Linked DNA regions of Homo sapiens: region 2 is linked to region 1. A link is an interaction called in ENCODE POLR2A ChIA-PET data of the cell type or tissue named here. Cell type or tissue: MCF 10A. All regions are shown on one strand.

The links. ChIA-PET counts read pairs that join two places held together with the same protein. Peaks named below come from ENCODE experiments on the same cell type or tissue, not always from the same donor. Only the 100,000 strongest peaks of a DNase experiment are listed, where the experiment ranks them.
Region 2: POLR2A ChIA-PET joins it to region 1 with 6 read pairs; 4 of 35 experiments call an interaction of 5 or more read pairs at or near these places.

The regions. Positions count from the first base shown.
Region 1 is chr18:23,745,905-23,748,404 of GRCh38, reverse strand. It overlaps LAMA3 (laminin subunit alpha 3), which reads right to left. Exons shown (of 75, transcript NM_198129.4): 3 at 345-462. Among named protein-coding and RNA genes, the nearest start is that of LAMA3, 58 kb to the right of the region's middle. In MCF 10A, no CTCF peak of the experiment used is centred here; no DNase peak of the experiment used is centred here.
Region 2 is chr18:23,635,189-23,637,688 of GRCh38, reverse strand. All of the region lies in intron 4 of ANKRD29 (ankyrin repeat domain 29), which reads left to right. Among named protein-coding and RNA genes, the nearest start is that of ANKRD29, 26 kb to the left of the region's middle. In MCF 10A, no CTCF peak of the experiment used is centred here; DNase peaks (open chromatin) are centred at 1,048, 1,978 and 2,238.

The DNA of each region.
Region 1 (2,500 bases):
CTGTTGCCCAGGCTGGAGTGCAGTGGTACAATCTTGGCTCACTGCAACATCTGCTTCCTGGGTTCAAGTGATAATCCGACCTCAGCCTCCCGAGTAGCTGGGATAACAGGCATGTGCCTGGCTAATTTTTGTATTTTTAGTAGAGACAGGGTTTCACCATGTTGGCCAGGCTGGTCTCAAACTCCTGACCTCAGGTAATCCACCCGCCTTGGCCTTCCAAAATGCTGGGATTATAGGGGTGAGCCACCACACCCAGCCAAGATTAATTTTCTAATTAAATCCATAGTCTTTATCTGTTCCAAGTAATTAAAGCCATGCATAACATGGTAGGCAAGATTACTTACGAGCAAAATATTGCCATGGTGAGTAGGTGCTTCCAAAGTCTACAGATCTTTCCAAGACCCAAAGATCAGGGCGAGGAGAATTTGCAAATTTGATTAAAATATAGGCCACATGGAAGAGCTGATAAAACAAAAGAGATACAGTTATTAATGTCATCTCATCGATTCACAGCTTCTACCATCTCTATGTGATGCTGATTCCCAAGGCAACACGTCCCACCACAATCCCTTGCTCAAGATCCCGATCCTGATTCCTGTCTATTGGACATCTCTACCCAGCTGCAGCCTCTCAAGCTGATCAAATTCAAAACAAAAATCATTATCTTTCTTTCTCCACCAAATATACACATTGATCATCATCTTTGTCACACCTTAACCAATATGCCATTCCATTGCAACCAGTCTACAGTGTATCTTAAAGTCTATGCATTCAGAAAAGTCTGATGGCAAGCAGTAGTCATTACGTGCTAAACCCTCCCAGGGCCAAGAACCAGGAGAACAGCCCAGAGTGTTTCCCAGCAGTGTCCTAACCCTGGTTCCAGGTTTTGGAGAGATCACAGCTGCCAGAACTGAAACCCAAGCAGCCATTTGATGGAGTGGTAGCACTCCTTCCCTGTGGATCTCCTCCGGCCTCATCTTTTCCTGATTGTTCTCCCTCTTATTGGCTTTCTCATTCGCCCTCATCACTCTTTTGCCCATGGCCAGGATGATGCAAAAGTATGGAAGAGATGAAGTGGGGCTTCGGTCCTTCTTTCTTCACCTCCCACTCTTCAACTCCATGGTGCCTCATGTGTGAATCCCAGGAGCCTTTGCAGTTTATTCCCATTCCTTCCCCCAAAACTTATCTGGCTTGAATTTTGAACCCTGAGGTCCTATTTCCCAAAGAGCCTGGTACGACATTGAACACGGTGTTAAGCAAATCTATGTTAATGTGTTAATGAGTGAGGATTATCCCCACCCCCTTCCAGGCTCCCTGACCCCCAGGCAACAGATTTCCCGGTGACTGTCTGAGGAGCACTCGCCTCTAGCCCAAGAATGCCCTTTGAACCACAGGCTCCTCTAGTTGGGGAGTAGGGAGTGCTCAGACCCTGTGGGTTCCTTTTCTTTCCCAGAAAAAAAAAATGAGTTTCATCTTAATATTTTTCACAAACAGTAGTATGGTAAGTTGTTTTTTTTTTTTAAGTCTGAGAACTGCCAGCTAATGTAAACATTCCAAACCCCAAAGCAGAAGCCAAAAAATCTAGGACAATGAGACTCAAACTTTTTGGTCTCAGGACCCCCTTTATATTTTTAAAAATTATTGAAGACCTAAAAAAACTTTTGTTTGTATGAGTTCTATCTATTGATGTGCACCATATTAAAAATTAAAGTTAAAAAACTTTTAGATATACTATTAATTCATTTAATATAACAAACATTTTACATGTTAGCATAAATATATTTTATTAAAAATTACTATATTTTCTAAAACATGAAATTTTTGGTGAGAGCAGTGGCATTGCTTTACATTTTTGTTAAGCTCGCTGAGTTTGGGGCTTAATAGGAGAAAGCTGGATTCCCACACCTGCTTCTTCATTCACTCTGATGTGATATGTTGTTTGGCTGAAGTATTTGAAGATCTGGCCTCACATAGATCTGTAATGGAGGAAGGAGGACCCCTGGCCTTGTAGACCTCCCAAAAGGTCTTGGGGACCCTCACAGGTTCTCATCCATACTTTGAGAACCACTCCTCTCAGGCACAGAGATTTACCCTTTGCTCAAAGAAGCCCCTTTGCTTATCTCTGAGGAAGGAAGAATTGTCACACTGATTACTGGAAACCCTAAGCTCAGCCAGTTCTGTCCCTATCAAACACTTGCTCTTTGATCTTGAAAAAAGTGCTTATTTGGGCTCAGATTAACACTCCCGAGTTGTCTACCAACACGTGGAAAAAGTGATCCAACCTCATAAAAACTAATTAGGAATTATAATGTACTCTGAAAATCATAAAGCAATACTCTAAACGTAGGTGTAACAATTTCCAAAGACACATCCCATTATTATGTAGTGAAGGAATTCATAGGAAATCCAAGAATTCATGTTTGGAAAATCAGAGCTAATATATTTCGCTAAAAACTCTTTGCACATCTCTCTCAGACCACATCAAAATAAGGCCACTGTT
Region 2 (2,500 bases), 110 kb after region 1:
AGGTGGCTCACACCTGTAATCCTAGCACTTTGGGAAGCTGAGGCAGGAGGATAGTTTGAGCTCAGGAGTTCAAGACCAGCCTGGGCAACAAAGCGAGACCTCATCTCTATTAAAAAAAAAAGGATTCGCTGGGCATGGTGGCACATGCCTGTAGTCCCAGCTATTTGGGAGGCTGAGGCGGGCAGATCACTTGAGCCCGAGAGGTCAAGGCGGCAATGAGCCGTGATCATGCCACTGCACTCCAGCCTGGGTCACAAAGGAAGACTCTGTCTCAAAAAAATAAATCAAATAATAAAATTCTAACCATTAAGTAGATGTGAATTTCATATAAGGTTTTGTCTTTTCTGAAACCTGCTATTGTACTACGTATATGCCTTCAAACTTACTGAGTATAACATACAGTAATACTATATATTTTTTTACATTATTAGTTTATTTTCTATTATAAAAGTGATAACTAAAAATAGAAAGTAAAGTCCTATGAACCTAAATCTCAACTCTTTGAACGAAGGTCAAAATGATCGTGAGTGACCATATGGCTGCTTCAGTCTTCTTGGTTAACGAGTGAATACTGGCTTAAAGCCTTTGTACATGAGCCAGTTTGTACTATCTCAGAAATCCATGGAACATGGAACTCAGGATGAGCAATTCCACAGGTTTCCATTAGGTCAGCTGCAGGTATCCAAGAGCTTTCCATGGGAAGAAGAGAGGGCTGAGAGGCTTTCAGTTTTAAATGATTCTGTCATCAAAACTTTGCTTCAACAATTGTTCTCACTGCTACTAAATCTATATGCCCCAAAACTGTGTTTTATAAAATAAAAGAGGCTGGGCATGGTGGCCCACACCTAGCACTTTGGGAGGCTGAGGCAGGCAGATCGCTTGAGCCCAGGAGTTCAAGACCAGCCTGGGCAATATGGCGAAACCCCGTCTTTATCAAAAATACAAAAATTAGCCAGGCATGGTTGCATGTGCCTGTAGTCTCAGCTACTTGGAAGGCTGAGATGAGAGGATCGCTTGAGCCTGGGAGGTCAAGGCTGCAGTGAGTCATGATTGCGCCACTGCACTCCAGCCTGGGTGAGAGTGAAACCCTGTCTAAAAAAAATTTTTTTAATTAAATCAAAGAGGCCAGGTGGGATGGCTCACACCTGTAATTCCAGCACTTTGGGAGGCCAAGGTGAAAGGATTGCTTGAGACCAGGAGTTGGAGACCAGCCTGGGCAATGTAGCAAGACCCTATCTCTATAAAACATTTTTTAAAAAATTAGTCAGGTATTGTGATGCCAGCTACTCAGGAGGCTAGGGTGGGAGGATTGCTTGAGCCCAGGAGTTCTAGACCGGCTTGGGCCACATAGCAAGACCCCATCTATAAAAAAGTAAAAAATATTTTAAAAGCTGGCACAGTAACATACACCTGTAGTCCCAGCTACTCAAGAGGCTAGGGCAGGAAGATCGCTTGAGCCCAAAGTTCAAGGCTGCAGTGAGCCATGATTGCACAACTGCAGCCAGCCTGGGCGACAGAGCAGGACCCTGACATACATACATACATACATACAAAAATAACAGCAGTTCCTCCATAAGAATCTTCATATTTTATCTTTTCTGTTACTTTATTAGGCAGGAAAATTTATTACTTTATTAGCTAGGAAAATTGACAGGATAAAGCTTAGAAATGGTGCTTATTCCTGCTGTTACGCAATTCTGTGATGCCTCCTCACCACTGCCGTCTACCACCAGCTTCAGCCTTCAGCCTCCCTCCTCTCCATTCCCCACACTTCAAAGCCCATCTCAAGCACCCTCCCCCACCACAGAGCCTGCCTCTGGGGAAGCACTACCCAGCCACACGCAGCCCCATAGGATGTTACCTGCCTACGAATTCGAGACCTCTTATAGCAGTGTTTCTCCACATGAGGCCCACCTGCCACCTGCCTACACAATCAACCCACATGACTGGTCAAAAGGCATATTTCTGGATCTCACCCCAGACCTACTGAAGGCAGGGCTGAGGGTGGGGATCTATGAGTAGGCATTTTGAATAAACACCTTATGCCCAAATTTAGAAACTACAGTATCTTATATTTATGATTCATGTTTTAGAACCAGGTTATGTGTTTTTGAATTACTTACAATTAGCTCAGATGTCCAGTTCAGAGAGCCAAACAACTCAACAACGCTAGATGGGAAAAAAGAATGCCTTAGCTGTAGCACCTGAGGAAAACAATTAAGGATTTTAGTTGACCACAAACTCAATGAGTCAGCAGTGTGATGTGGTTGGTAGAAAAGCTCTAATTTAGGCTGCAGAGATAAAAGTAGAGTAGATGGAACACAGGAATATCCCATTCCACATCAGAGCATGTGTGCTTTACAGTGCCCTGCTTAGTTGGGTTTTTTTTTTTTTTTTTACTTTTTTTATTTGTTTGTTTTGACACAGTGTCTCGCTCTGTCACCCATGCTGGGGTGCAGTGGTGTGATCTTGGCTCACTGCAGCCTCCACTTCCTGGGCT